2 separate regions of the Homo sapiens genome follow, and region 2 is linked to region 1. A link is an interaction called in ENCODE POLR2A ChIA-PET data of the cell type or tissue named here. Cell type or tissue: A673. All regions are shown on one strand.

The links. ChIA-PET counts read pairs that join two places held together with the same protein. Peaks named below come from ENCODE experiments on the same cell type or tissue, not always from the same donor. Only the 100,000 strongest peaks of a DNase experiment are listed, where the experiment ranks them.
Region 2: POLR2A ChIA-PET joins it to region 1 with 12 read pairs; 3 of 35 experiments call an interaction of 5 or more read pairs at or near these places.

Annotation. Positions count from the first base shown.
Region 1 is chr1:232,348,404-232,356,403 of GRCh38, forward strand. No RefSeq gene overlaps it. Among named protein-coding and RNA genes, the nearest start is that of SIPA1L2, 280 kb to the right of the region's middle. In A673, no CTCF peak of the experiment used is centred here; no DNase peak of the experiment used is centred here; H3K27me3 peaks cover 432 bases.
Region 2 is chr1:232,432,208-232,440,207 of GRCh38, forward strand. SIPA1L2 (signal induced proliferation associated 1 like 2) reads right to left here. Exons shown (of 23, transcript NM_020808.5): 15 at 6,901-7,289; 16 at 40-264. Among named protein-coding and RNA genes, the nearest start is that of SIPA1L2, 190 kb to the right of the region's middle. RefSeq lists an enhancer at 3,931-4,100 and a cis regulatory region at 4,016. In A673, no CTCF peak of the experiment used is centred here; DNase peaks (open chromatin) are centred at 3,734, 4,594 and 6,454.

The DNA of each region.
Region 1 (8,000 bases):
TTCAGCTGGGACGTCTTGGCAATGGCTACTAGACAAACATGTTCAATGTACAGTCTTATGTGCCCAGTGTCAATCTCTATGTTGTGGTCCTATGAAAGATGTCCATTCCCTGCACTTCTGGACTCCTGCCTTTAAACAGTGGCTTTGTGCTCCCCGAGCTGTGCCTTAGTACTAGTTTAATGGTAATACCCCTAGGAAAGAAGTAGAAAGAAATCTATACTTGGAAGGTCAAAGTTTGAACTGTCACATTGAACTAAACAACAATCAGAAAAGATGTTTTTTTTCTGTGCTTAAATGGGAAAAAAATTAACTTGTTCATAGACTATAGCACTCTACAGCCAGACTCCTGAGAGTCCCAAGTCTGAGCTACTTAGCACTGGAAAATGTATGGTTTATAATCTGGTACTGCTGCTCCCATTCCCAGACCTTTGTCTACCATGAAATAAAGGGTCTGTTGTGCGAGTGGAGAAAGGCAGTGATAGGACCACCTGCTGCAGGGCGGGCTGGGTTGAGGAGAGACATCTTCTGACTTCAATTAAGGCTTCAGGTCACTGAAGCCACTTCTTCCACAGTACACTGGGGGTCTTGCATGTCTCCCGACTTTTAACTCTTCAGCTAGCAGGGAGAGGTTCCTCTGAGCACCCAGCTTATAAATTGGCTTCTGGGTTGGGAGTCCCCCAAGGCCAGCACTGGTCATACTGACCAGGCTGTGTAAATTTTGCCTGTGTTTCCTCTGGATTATGCTTGGCATTCCCTAGCAATAAATCCTTTACAATTGAATAATTGACTGGAGTTGGGGGACAATTCTTAGAACGCTGATTCCTTCTTCATCTTCATCTGATAGTCACTCTAGATGTTAAAACTGAGTAGTTACTTCCAAAGGCCAAAATCAGCTGAATTAAAATCCATGGTTATGCTTATCCAGTCCTCATTTATATCTAAATACTGTGCACAAACAATGTATATTGTGAAGACCCCCGTTAAGGAAGAACAGAAACTGGGCTTTAACTCCTCAATTCTGACAATTCAGCTTATGAGGAATTTGATAGAATTAGGCTGCCTCCAGCATTGGTCAATGTTTTACAATGAGCAGCTCTGTCATTATGCCCATCTAATTCCTGCCTTTTCAGACAACAGGAAATGGGGTTAGTACCAAGGGGCAGCAAGGTGCTGTGACCTTGACACCTGTTCAGTAGGAAGTGGACTGAAACGGGAATTGAGAATTTCAGGCACCTGTCGTCACCCAACCACTCTCATCTGGGCAAAAAGCAGTCCATAGAAGATTGTCTGGAGTTTCCCTGACTTTACGTGATTATTGATTTTTAAAAAGAGACACGGAGAGAGAGAGAGATAAGTATGTGAAGCCCGGCGAGAAGCAGGTAGCAACTCCTTAGAGGAAGCAGCAGCTGGGGCTTGGCTAAGACAGGAGACAGTAGGAGCATGGGGCAGGGTTCGAGGCACAGGAACAAGACGTGAAGCCGCTGTGGCACCGGGAAAGGCCCTGTAGCATGGGAAAGGCTCTCTCTTAGCTCAGAAGGAGCTGGCACTAGGCTGGCAGCTCTAACTCTGACTCTATTACAGGTCTAACTCTTGCTACCTACGTCCTTCCAACACAGTCAGTTTTCTGCCCTGTGACTCAGTTTACCTCTCTGCAACTTGGCCTACTCACTACTCTGGACCTTACTCTGAAGTTCCAAAGTTCTCCAGGTAGCAGGCATCCAAGACAACACCATAATTATGACTTCTTTGTATTTTCTCCTGAGTGGATGCCTTAAGGATTATGTATTGATCTAAAAAGGAGTCGTTGAGCTCATGTCAAAATTAGGGCCATCTGTGTTAAAATATAAATAGTAAGTGGGATTCAATACATTTGGTCTTAAAATTTAAATAGTATTATAAAACTTAGAAGACATGATGATGGTTAGGAGAAGACACTATCTGCCAGGGCTCAGTCACATATGGGTGAGAAATTTCCTACAAAATAAATGCAAAGACAGGACGTATGAGAAACAGGCAGACAGAGAGCAACATTAACACATCCATCACTTCAGGAGGTCATGTCATTTCTGCTACTCAACGTCAAGATCCACTGTGAATTTTACAAGGCCTGAGACCATGTAATGGAGGGCCATACACCATATGTAAAAATGTTTATAATTTTTTAATTCAGTTAACAAACTGAAATATTAAATAAGTTTTTTCCCTATTTGACAATTTTTCTTTCAAGATGGCCTGGCCTTAGAGGAAAACATAGGCATGACCTTAGATCAGGCAATGGTTTCTCAGATGTGATACCAAAAGCACAAACAACAAAAGAAAAAAAATAGGTAAATTGGACACTGTCAGAATTAAAAACTTTTGTGTTTCAAAGGACACCATCAAAAAAGTGAAAAGACACCTCACAGAATGGGAGAAAATATTTGCAAATCATATACTAGGGAAGAATCTAGTATCCAGAATATATACAGAACACCCACAACTCAACAATTAAAACATAACCCAGTTTTTTAAATGGGCAAAGGATTGGAATAGATACTTCTACAAAGAAAATATTCAAATTACCGAAAAGCACATGAAAAAGTGCTCAGCGTCATTGGTCATTAAGGAAATGCAAACAAAACCACAGTGAGATACCATTGCATATCCAGTAGGATAGTTTCAATCAAAATGACAGACAATAACCAGTGTTGGCCAGGATGTAGAGAAACCGGACGCCTAACGCACTGCTGGTAGGAATGAAAAGTATGGCACAGTCACAGTGGAAAAGAGTCTAGCAGTTCCTCAAAAGTTAAACTTAGAATTACCACGACCCAGCCATTCCACTCCTAGGTATGTACCAAGACAACTGAAGACATGTGTTCACCTAAAAACTAGTGAACATTCATAGTAGCATTGTTCGTAATTACCAAAAAGTGTGAATAACCCAAATGTCCATCAATGAATGAGTGGATAACGAAAATGTGGTACAGTGGAATATTATTCAGCCACTATTGAAGTATTGATACATGTTACAACATGAATGAATCTTAAAAACATTATGCTGAGTGAAAGAAACCAGACCCAAAATATGACGTATTGTATAACTCCATTTGTATGAAATGTCCAGAATGAGCAACTCTATAAAGATGGAAAGATTGCCAGGAGGGTGAGTACTAATTGGTATGGGTTATTTTTTTAGGGGGATGGTGATGAAGTATTATGGAATTAGATAGTCATTATAATTGTGCAATCTTGTGAATATACTAAAAAGTATTGAATTGAACACTTCAAAAGGGTAAATTTTATGGTATGTGAGTTAAGTCCTAATTTTAAAATGACTTGGAAGATCAGGTTCAAATTTAGAATTTCATCCTTCCCATCCCCTGGTCACCAGCCCCAGTTCTCTTCCCACACTTGGCTCTTTCTGCCTCACGAGTGTGCTCCCATGCCCCCACGTGAACCCCCCTGCCCTCATGGCCAGGCTGTGTCTACGCCCCCAAAGCAGCCACCCTTAGCTCCTCTCACACCTGGAGGTGAGCACGCAGGCAGCAGAGCCTGGCCAGTAAGACATTCCTGAGCATGAGGTCCACGCAAGCCATAAAAGTGGACTCAGGGACATTTGAGCAGGGAATTCTTCAGGGTGGTGCTGGTGGGAGCTGGCTCAGGGTCCTCCAGGCAGTTCTCTTGGCCTTGCAGATTCCTTCCCTGTTTAGAGAGCACAGTTGGAGAATGGCCCCAGAGAGGCCCTCTGGAGTGTGTCAGGAGATCATCCTTGCCCAACCGGCTGTGGAGGAGTAAGGGCAGTGTCTGTGCACTTAATAATATGGCAGCAAGGGAAGTGGCTGATGCATAGTTCTTAGAAATATGGATCAGGGAGGATAGCCACTCTCCAAGACAGTCTACCGTAGTTATGCCTGAAGGACAGAGCAAAGCACATCCTGAAGCCCTGGAAGAAGGAAAGAACATCCTTGCAAATAAACTGGGAGCATCCAAGGGCTCAGGAAGGCAGGCCCAGAGCGGCAGCAAGGAGGTGGCGGACAGTAGGCCTAGGACTGGAAGGCATGGCTAGAGCTTTGCGGGAAAACAGAGGGATGTGAGCCTGGGCCTCCGGATTTAAAACATGTGGCATTCGCCTCTAGTCATGTTGGCTCCCTGGGGACACCATCCTTTGACACCTCCTCTTTCTTTCACAGATGTCCTTCCTACCTGCTGCCTGATAAAAGGCTCAGACAGCAATCAGTTTCCCTGGTGAGATAGGAACTGGTGAATAAGATTGAGGTCAGAGGCAAGATACCCTTATCAACACTGCCCATGCGCTTGCAGCAGGCATGATGGCAATCACCTTCTAGAACATCACAGACCTGCTATTTTGAGCAGAAGACTTAGGGAGAAAAGAGATAAGCGAAATCTCCTGCCTGAGGTATCATTTTTCTCCCCACTTGTAGAGCATGAGGCTGGGGAGTCAGTGCAAATGTAAACTTCAGCATGGCCCCTGTGTAACAGCAAATGAGTTTGCTGGGCCTGGGAGGGGCAGACTCCAAGAGGACCATGGCAGCCCTTCCTGTTAAAGGGGAGCCCAGCATTGTCCCAGTGGATGGACGGCTCAGTGCTTTCGCTCTGCCTTCTGTCTACTTTTGCAGCCACTGAGCTGGCCAGAGAAAGAGCAAGCTGAACGACCGTCAGAGGTTTGTCTTTGGCCCCACTGCTGAGAGGAGCAGCCTGGAAATGCTCCAAACCACTGAATGGAGTGGGCTCCTCCGCTGTGTTGGATGTCCCACTTCTCTTCCATCCTAGTGGTGTGGTCTTCCATTGATGTTGATGATTCATGAGATGCACTTTAGCATCTGACCATCTTCAGTTTGGATTCCAGCCATGTGTCTTAGCCTCAATTTCTTCATCCTTAAAAGCAAGAGCTTTAAGTGGGATTCTACATATAAATCTCTTTGCATAATCTCTGGGACACATTAAATGCTGGGAAATTGATGATAAGTATGACTGATTGAACGGGGCTGGGACTCTTTGGTTCAGTCCTTGCTGGATGGCCACAAGCAAACGGGAAGGAATGAGGGGCTTCCCAAATCTCATCCACTGGAAATGTGCTGGCTGTAATTATTTGCTGACAGAAAAGTTTACTTTTCAAAGGAAAAAGTAATCCTTCCTTTCAAATATAAATAAGAGTCTGAGGGTGGGGAGGTGGATTTTAAAGTATCTACTCTGGAGAGTGGTTTCCAAGTATTTATTTCTAAATAATGAGTTAAAACTCTAATCACTCAATGAGTTCTGAAAAGACCTGGAATGGGGGAGAGCTATATAGTCATTGCTTTAAAAAGCTTTCTTGTCTAAGTATTTTTGCCTTTAAGGCTTTGTGAAAGCATCAAACCCTCTCCTCTTCCTTTCCCCCTCCTCTCCCGCCCCCCTTGCTAGCTTTGGAAGTGTTACAGCTCAGCTCTGGGCTGCCCACCAATACCAAACACCTGCCACCTACCCTCTCAACACCCCCTACACCCTACAATAGAAGCGGAAGGTGATCTTGGGTTTTCTGGCTAGAATGCCTTGTGCAGGGCAGAAATAGAGGAATGTAAGAGTGAGATTAACCCACATTCAGCTTCGCCACTAAATATCAGGAAAAGGTTCCCCCTCCCTCCCAGGTCTGTTACCCTTGGCCTTTTTGTGTCCATGCAGGGCAAAGACACCTGCAATTGGTGGTGGGGGTGGAGAGGACACTACAGAAAATTCCAGAATTCAGAGAGTTTCACGTTTTGCTATTATTTTGAAACTGCTATCTCCCATTCAAATGTTGGGCCAATTGCTATTTTTGTAGCACTTAGCATGAAATGGGAATGATAAATTGTTTGGTGCCAGGGACGTAAAATAAAGAAGGACAATGTAGGTAAAAATACTGCTGCTGTGATTTATGGAGCTTCTTGATGCTTTTCTTCTCCTTCCTATGGATATTCTTCCAACTCGATCTCCCTGATCTCCAATCTTGTTTCTCACTTCCAGCACTCAGTCTTTCCTTTCCCTTTTCAGGTTTGTTTTATAATAAATAATTTTCCCTCCAATGGCATGCTCTTAACAAGCCAATGGTGATTCATTTAGCCGGATTTCTCCAGCACCTTCTATGCATTGAGCACTATGTGGGAATCAAAGATGAGGCAATAGTGGTCCAGGGCTAGGCAGTCCATCCAGGCGCAGGGGACACAGGCTGTGTAAGTGGCCTGGGATCCAGGTTGGAAGCTCCCTTACTCCTACCTGAAACAGGTGAATGCAAGCACAAACCAAAGCTGAGCTAGCATTGGACCAGACTTCCCGAGAACCCCTCAGGTGGCTGGGGCAAATCATCCTGTCTTAGTAGGGGAATCCTCAGTCCAGCACCCTGCAACGGGTGTTTGGGAGTAGGGAAGTGTCTTTGGAAACCAGGCTACCTGGGTTCGAATCGCACCTCTGCCGCATGCCAAGTGGGTGACCTGGGGTTTAACCTTACTTATGTCCCTAAATTCCAGATTTCTCCTCAATAAAATGGGAATGATAACAGTACCCATCTCACAGAGTAACTGTGAAAATTATTGGAAATACTGTATGGAAAGTGCTTCACAAAATTGGCTGCTATAATAATAACAACAACAAGAATGTTGTTATAACGATCACAATAACTCAGGCCCAATCCAGGATGAGGTCTATGGTCCAGAATGCTTTCCAGGAGGACAGAATTTTGGAAAGCTTTCAGTTAGCACAGACCTCAGAATTAGAGACAGTGGAGCAAGTGTCAGCCCAGGGAGAAAAGGAAGCAAGGGCACCACTAGATTTGGGTGAGGAAGTTAGATCATTTGGCTGATGGATTGGTGTGCAGATGTGGGTATTCTATTCTCAGAACGGTTGTGAGATTGGACCAGACACTGAGCACATGACTAGAAGACAGACACTTAAGCCAGTGGCCCAGGCAGAAGGACCAGATAAGCTAACGAGCTACTCACAGTGGTCTGGAGCAGGGAGGCCAAGCTGGCTGCTCAGTGTTCAAAGGCACTGCCAAGAAGGATGAACAGAAGAAAAGGCCATGGCTCGTGTTCTGCAGTGCCCTGCGTGGGGCTCTCATTGGGCCAGGGTCAGGGAGAGGCTATATCTGCAGGTGTTGAGTGGCATTGCGATGGTTAGGGAAGTAGGAGCTGAGGCAAGCCAGGGCTTAGTCCTAGTCAACAAACACATCCAGCAAAGACTGTACTCTCAGGAGGTGTACCTTCCATGGAGAAGACAGAAACTAAACAAAGTCACCATTTACAAGAAACCACCAGACTCTCTCCCTTGTGAAAATCCATAGTGTCTTAAATTTGTGACCTGATAACATTAGGACGGCTGTATAGCATTATGGTGATGAACTTGGCCTCTGGACTTAGCTTGTCTGGAATCAAAAACATCTCAGCCATTTACCAGTCAGGTGACCTTGGGCAAGGTCCTTGTCTTCTCTGCACTTGCATTCCTTTGTCTGTAAAATCCGGAGGATAGCAGTAGCCACACTGTTTTTAAAAGGACTAAATATGAGAGTAAACTGCTTGGCACAGAGATTATTGAAACCAATCAAATAAAAGAGATCTGCTTCATCCCTTCAACCAGTCATTCATTTTTTTGAATAGATAGATATTTACTGGAAAATATTTATTCTAGTAGCCCTACCCTATGCTTGTTACTGTTCCAGGGTCTAATAAACTAGTGTCAGACAAAAGAGACAAAGTTGGCATGGGGCATGTTTGCCAGTGGAAGAGACACAAACACGATACAATGACGGGTAACAGCAAATTATCAGAGTAAAAGCAAAGCCAGGTAAGGCAGTGGAGAAGGACCTGGCAACAATCTCTGCAAAACAAAATGTAAGCAGAGACCAGAACAAGGTGAGCATCCAGGCCATGCTGATTGTTGGGGGAAAGCCTTCTAGGCAGAAGGAACAGCAAAAGCAGAAAACCCTAGGTGAGACAATGTGGGTTGGGAACAGCTAAGAGGCATTGAAGCCGTCTTCACAGCGTTAACAA
Region 2 (8,000 bases), 84 kb after region 1:
GAAAAATGCTGACCAGAGAAGAACAGCCAGCCACCTTACCCGGGACATTCAGTCACTTCAGGCTCCTCGGGCGGTGGGCTGCCCTCCGATTTCTTCCAGCCGATGACATATTTGTTCACTGCCCCTTGTCTGTGGTAGGGCTTGGACATGGACCCGGGAACCTGTTGTCCGCTGCTGTGAGACACGATGTAGACTTTGGATGAATCCAGAGACCCACTACTTTTTGAACAGTGAGCTGAAGGGCTTCCTGAATGGTGAGAACCACTGAGGAGAAAAACAGACAAAAGCTGCAATACAATCTGATTTCAGCAGTGCTGGCACACGGCCAAATTCAGAGCCACAAGGCTTTACTCAAGTCTTTCTCCGAGAGCAAAATCGGGCCCAGTGAGGCAGATGGAGCCTTCTTTCTACCATGGAGCTTGCTAGGAAGCCTCATTTTACGTAGGCTAAGGTTACTCACGTGCAAGTTGTATGCCTGTGGCAGGAAGGATGTTAAAAACATGGCCGGGGAAATCTGATAGAAAAATGGGCAACATTCCTAAACTGATTCTTCAAAAGAGAACAAACTCAAATGGTGAATATATTTGTCGGAGAAGGTGCTCAAACTCAGTTGTCTCCAGGGAAATGCCAATGCAAACCACAATGGAATAGCATTACATACTCACCAGACAGGCAAAAATGGGAATGCCTGACAATACCCAGTGACCCAGTGTTAGTAAGAACTGGGGCAATAGGTACCTTCCTACTGCTGGTGGGAGTAAAAAGTGCATGAAACAGTTTGAGCATTACCTATGAAGGTGTGTGCACCTGCAGAGCTTACGATACAGCAATCCCACTCCAAGGGCGCACACACACAGCAAACCCCTGCTGCACGTGCAACTGTCAACATGGAACAATGTTGATTAGAAGCACTGATTTTAAGAACTCCCCAATGGCAGCAACCCAAATCATCAATAGTAGAAGGATATTCGATTAATAACTATGAATGAATACACGGAATACTCTACGAATGAATGGACTGAGGCTACAGACGACTTGGGCGATCTCATGAACAATGTAGAGAAGAAGCAAGTCACAAAGAATACAATGATCATGAGCCAGTTGCTTAATAAAGTTCATAAACAGGTAAAAGTAAACAACATGTCATTCAGGAAAATGTAAAGAAAATGAGGGGATGATTATCACAAAAGCCAGGTTAGTGGCTACCTCAAGGGAGAAGAGAAGGGGTTGTAATTGGGTAGGATGCAGAGAGCTTCCAGACACAGCAATGTTCTAGTCCTTAACCTGGTGGTAGTTACAGGGGTGTTTGCTGCATTATCATATGATACAACAGCAACAATACTGAAACAGACAGAGGCCCTAAAAACAATAAAAATTTTCAAGGTTAGTAATTAAGCTAAGGCCAGAAGGACTACCCACCCCCGGCTGACTGAGAAATTAAGTGGACAGTTAACCACCACCAGAAATATCTTTTTCTTAAATTAGAAAGATCAACAATATGTTTTATGAAAAACAAAAGTTACTTTATAAATATGAAAAATTTTAAGAGTTTAAATTATAGGTCTAATCTCAGCGTTCAGAAAGGCAGGTGGGCTTCACTTTCAGCAAACTTGACACGTGAGTGCAATGCGAGGATTCCGGGTCTCAACATCAGCTCTGTCCATTACCACTGCCAGACCCTGGGCAAGTTTCTTAACCTCAGTTTTCTCATCTGTAAATTGAGGATAATAACAGTATCTACCTCCGAAGGTTTCTCTGAAGATAATCTGAGTTAATATTAGTGAAGCACTTAGAACAGTGAGTAGCATAGGGTAAGCATTATATAAACGTAGTTACAGAAAGTGACCCAGCAAAGGATTATTCACGAGTAGGAGTCCTTTCTATTGAAAGAGTTTAACACAGGGTTCCCGCGGTAGCAAGCTCCTCCAGTATGCTGTAAATATAATCTTATTCTGAAACCCCAGGTGAGCACAGACCTTTTCTGATACATGTATAAAGCAAGTCTCATAAAAGACGAATAAAGTATAAAAATAAGAGTGATATTAAAATGAACTTTTTGTAGAGGTTCAAGAGGAAATAAAGACACAAAATAAACGGACCCATTTTCAGGGTCTCTGCGTTTTGGAAAACACTGCGGTATTAAGTAAAATTAACCAACCAACAAACAAAGCGCCTCATCTACTCCTATGAAGAAACTTAGTTGCTGGTGGCTGGTCTGGTGCCCTTGAGTATGACTGATGGCTCCCTCTCTCTGGGTGCTAACTGTGGGTCTCGGGAAGACGCTGCACTGCCTCTACAATGACATCCACACACATGGAACACCAGGTCGGGAGAACAGTAAAGCAACATGACCAAGGTGACCTGAGGAGTAAGGCAAGCAATCAACAGGCATGAATAATAGGAGCTAATGGACTCTTCCCATTCACTGGGGTGCACGCCAGTTAGGGAGCCCTAACATGAAAACTGTGTGTCTAGACAACGAGCTCTGACGCCCTGTATGTTATTTTCCCAAGTGTATTTTGAAAAATTTCAGAGCTACAGAAAAGGGAAAGGATAGTAGCATAAACATCCACATACCCTTTTTCAAGATCCACTAATTCCTCTCTGAACCATCTGATAATTAGCTGCAAGCCTAAAGACATCATCATACTCCTATATTTCAGCATTCATTTCCCAAGAATAAGGACATCCCCCCAGTAGTTAACCAAGTGATGATCATGTACAGGACATCAGGCATTAATGCAATACTGTTATCTAACAGTCCACATGCTAGTTTCCCCATTGTCCCAATAAGGCTTATGGCCTTAGTTTCCCCATCAAGAACCTGATGAAGGACTGTGCACTGCCTTCCACTACCCGTGTGTCTCATGTATTTTAAAGCCTTGGATGATCCCCGAGATGTTTCGTTGTTAAAGGCTGGGGCACTCAAAGTCATGGTCTAGTTAATAAGCTGCATGTGTGTAGGTTACTCACCTTTCCCCCTTAAAATGACCAAAGCGTATAGTTTTGAAAATGTATAGGTAATGATAGCGTGATCACAAACTCTATGTATTTTTCCATTTGTTTTATAACATTTTCTAAAAATTAGATTTCATTAGAAATGTATTTTATCCCAACTGTAAGATGTTTTAAAGTTAACTTGAAGAACAAATGTACAGAATCCATTTGATGAGCAATGTGGCATAATTCCTTGTTTAGTAGCAGTCGTATCATTACAGAAGTGTTCTCTGATGCTGATAACATTCTAGAATGTTGTCCACAAACTTTTCATGAATTCTTTCCTTCTGGACTAATGCTCTTCTTTCGGAGTTATACTGCTGACGTCCAGTCATTTGTACCAGGAGAAAGGTACGGTGGCATGAATAATGATAAACAGCCCAACGTCGTGTGTGCCATTTACAGGAGAATCCAGAACATGGGGTTTGTTTTTGCAGTTGATTTATTTCATTTTGCAAAGCCTTAGTTAGGTTAGCATAAATACTGCTTGGTATTCTGAGCTCCTATCTAAATGCCCTGCCCTCGAAGAAAGAAAAAAAATGTGTTTGCTAAATTAAAAGAACTGAACAGCAGGAGAAAGCAGGCTAGATATATGCTTGTTCTGCTTAATAGATGATTCCTGTTCCCCTACCCTCTTCCTCACAAGAGTGTAACTTGTCTTGAAGAGTTGTAAGTCCTCCCTTTGCCTCCTTAGTACAATCTTGGAATCATGCCATATACACAATTCTGTACTTATTTAACTCCCGGGTGGCTGCCAAGGAATGTGCGTGTGTGTGCCTGGGGCTGGAGGAGGCTGCTATGGTGTCGGTTGTGAAAACCCAGAGTTAAAGAATTAAGAGTACACCATATACTGATTGGGGCTCCTGACACTGTGAACTGGGAATGGTGGATCCCACATTCCTCCTGCTTCCCTAGGTTACCCAGGCACTGGTTTATTAACTCCATCAATAAGCATTTATCAAGCACTTTTCCTAGTTCCTTTCTTTATTCAAAAAATATTCAGATGCCTGCCATGTGCACAGAAGCGTACTAAGTGTTGTGGATACAAGCGAACAAGATAGGCCACGACCCTATCAGCTCAAAACACGAATGCTCCAGTGAGGAGAAGGTGGCGATAAGTGGCCTTCTTGTGGGAAGGAATATGCAGTAAACACAAACAATTTTATTTAGGGGTGGGTGCTGTGAAGAAAATAACACACGGGTCAGGGGCACGGAGCACTTGGAGGCAGAAGTGTGGGTTTAGGCAGGATGGTCACCCCGGTCAGTTCCTGAAAGTTTATTCTGCTCTTCTGTTACCTGGGCTACTCCCAGTCACAACCCAAGCCCTCCAGCAGTAGGCCTCGGCTTGAGGGGACTGCAAGGCTGCCTGAACTGGGACAGGAGAGGAAAGCAGGGGGGCTAAGGGAGCCTTCCTCATGGCCACCCATGCCCCAGCTGGGGTTGGCATTTCAGAGTTTGCAGAATCTTTGTGTGGCTTGATAGGTTGGTCCCTCGTCCTCTAATGAGTCACCTGCCTTTCACTCAACACACAGAAAACAAGGCAAATGCTGTAAATCCCATCCCTCCTCCTCGCCTCCTGTGCAGCTCGGGGGGCACGCAAGAGGAAGTGTTAAAAAGATTTCATTCAATGACTGAATTCCATGCTGAGCAAAAGCCTAGGATGCAAGTTGAAATGTGGCTTCAAAAGCCACCATCAACGAAGAATTACAGGAAAAGGGCAGTCAAGTGGTAAAAGATTCCACTCACTCAACATCTATCACTTATACAACAGCTGGGCCACATCCAATTTAGAGTGGCGGAAGAAAGTAAAATCAATCAGAAATCCAATCTAGCACTGTCATATACTTTCTAATAGTCTAGCCCATTAAATTTGCCAATGGTTAAGGTAGTCATGAAAATCCATTACAAATACCGGTAAAAAGCCCTACCAAATATCAATAAACGAATGTACTCTGAAGGCAGTCTCCATAGAAATTTTACTTAATAATAATAATACAAAACTCTATTTGTGATGCCAATGACATCTGTCCAAAAAGGTGTCATGAAATCAGCTCTTTTACAAATCATCTCAACTTTGAACTAGATGTTAGCAGGTTGTGCAATCCCGAGATGGTCTCCACAGTATGACCACTATTCCTGAAATTAAGCCAGGAATAATTCAGATGACCAAATTCACTGATAATCCTTAATTATTATATTAGTTATTAGTACTAAACCTATTTTAAGTCAAATTATTAAATAGAACTGGTAAAAAAAGTAGTAGGAATGTCTATTTTGAAAATAATCTTCATATCCTAAGCTCCCTCTGCATGGTGGACACACATGATTTCTACTCTCTGGCATCCACTCCCCCTTCTCCAGGTCAAATAATGTCCTGCTTCTCTTCTGGGGCAGTGGCTGTATTTGCCATTCCTCAGCTGCACAGCTTGGTGACAGGGACTGACCCCCAGCCCAGGCTGAGGGCCCCAAGTGCCGTAGACGATGCTACCCCCTAACCACGTGATTAGAGCTAGGAACATGTGAGGAGATACGGGGGTGGTGTGGGGGCAGGGGTTGGCTTTGGAGAGGGCAGAAACCTGTTTCTTCTGCAGAAACTAGAAAAAAACCACTTTCTACCCGGGGACAGACGAGCGTGACTGTGGGAGGTCTGCAGGTGGCACAGCTGTTTTCAGCCAAGAGAAGAATGCTGAGATTTTGGGAAATGGTCATGTGGAGTGGGAAGATGGAGGCAACCTGGTCCTGGGCAGTATCATTTTGAGACGCTGGGTCAAGCAGAACCTTGAAGTGCTAGACTTGTTGTTTACATAAGCCCCAATATGACCCTGGTGGCATGAACCAATCAGCATGGAGTTTCTTTAACTTGTAATGTAAAGGTCCCTGAATGACACTCAGTATCCCCTGGCAGTGGTGGGGTGAGGGGGGACTTTGAAGGGGAGCCTGAGGAACATAAAAAGCCTTTCACCGTGACTGCTACAGGTCTGCCTTGAGCACCATCATTTGGAGAAATGCTCCCTCATAGCACTAGGTACCTGCAAGAAATATTCCCATTCTTAGTTCATCTGACTCTGCCCTCCAGCATTGTGGGCAGGAGTCAGAGAGTAACTTGGAGCTGAATCAGGGAAGGCCTTGGAAACAAGCAGAAAAATGACAGTGGTAGTTGCTATAAATAGTTAAATTCTGTCCACAGCCAAACTGAATAAATGCATTTCTTTGTCCTTTGCCTAGTCTTTGAAAGTGAAGGCAGAAATCGCAAATTAGGTATTTTAAAACCACTGCAGAGAAGTATGTCAAACAGGAGTTTAAAACCACTCATAAGGAGATATTAAACATCTACACTTACAGTACTTAGAATCCAGTTCCTTTACACTTAGCTAGTCTTTACTGAATGAACCCCAGCTGCAGAGCTGAACACACTTTCATTGTTATACACATGATCTCAGGCCTCCCCTGCTGTCAGGGCCGTAGGAACAGGGAGGAAGTGTGTGCATGCCCTCACGGCAGGGAGCTACATGTGCTCTACGCACATGCTGCCTTCATGGCTTCCTACTACTATGGTCTGAAGATTAGTGAGTGCCACCTCTTCTCCAAAACACGTAGGGACAACAGGTTGAATTAGGAGAGAGACATAAGTGGCCTGACTAGAGCGATTAATATCTCTATTGACTTTTCACTCAAACTTAATAGGAAAAAAAAAAAAACACCAACAAGGGACTTGTTAACATGCAAGCTTTGACATTTTCATATTGTAGAAACAAGCCCTTCCTCTGATGTCAGACAGCTAGGAAAAATTACACCAACCTACCTGATGCCCCTACTGCTTACAGTTCAGGCTTCTGCCCTATCCCAGCAGGCAGGGCCCAGGTGGCACCAGCAGGTACTACTCTGCAGTGCTGTGGGGCTTACCTGGAATGAGAGGATATCTCACTGAGATCGCCCATGCTGCCTTCCGCAGCACTGCCGGCGGAGATGGTGGACGCGTAGCCATGCACAGAATATAACTTGGCTGGCTCGTCGTCAGGCCCAGAGACGTCGGCAGCATCAGCCCACTGCTCGGCCCGGCTGTGGATCAGGGACCTGCTGCCTGCCAGGTGCACAGGGCCGAGGATGGTGGCAGGCATGCAGGGGGCCGTGTCGATGCCACTGTCGGTGGAGGCCCCTTTGATGTAGGTCAGCCCCAGTAATTCGGGGTCCATCAGGTCGCCAGACCCAAAGTGCTTGTCGTCACTGTTGCTGGAGGTGTTGCTGGAGAGCGTGTTGCTGCTGGAGTGACTGGAGCAACTTTTATCCCCAATCTTCAGAAGAAAGAGGAACAGAGAGTTCTCAAGTGAATCTTGAACTCAGGTGCTTCTCACCCTGACTCAGGGAGCTACAAGCCATGGGATCGCACCCAAGCCCTTTCTACTCACTCTTCAATGTGGGCAATGACAGGACTTCCTTTTTCAAAAACAACCTGGTTTTGTGCAGAAGTCTCTAATTCATACTTCTTCCCATAATTTATCTAAGTTAAATGGGTATCTTTAAGTCTTTAATTATTTGTGCATTAAGCACAAAACTATGGCCACAGTGTCACTAGCAAAGAAAATAATAAGCAAAGGTGATATAAACTGGGAAGGAACATGGGAAATTAATATAAGGAAGAGAAGGGCCACTTATTAAGAAAATGCTTCATGACAAATTATAGTGCCAGCCTTGAGTTCAGGGCAGAAGACTTAGGTTCCAGTCACAAAGGTAGGACTTTCTGGTTAATCACTTAACCCTCTCTGTGCTTGTAATACCGAGCTTACATGATTCCTGTGTGAAGCAAATGAGATAATATATGCAGAACCACTTGGCTGCTGCAAAGTACACGGTAAACACGAAGTATCTCTCTGAGACAGCCCCAGTCAAAGTGCGTCCCAAGCCTTTAAGAAATGGGAGTCTATTGAGAGTAAATAGGTCTGAAAAAGAGTCAATGCTTTTGGTTGGGGTGGGGAGTCTCTGGAAGACAAAAAGCAAATAGAATA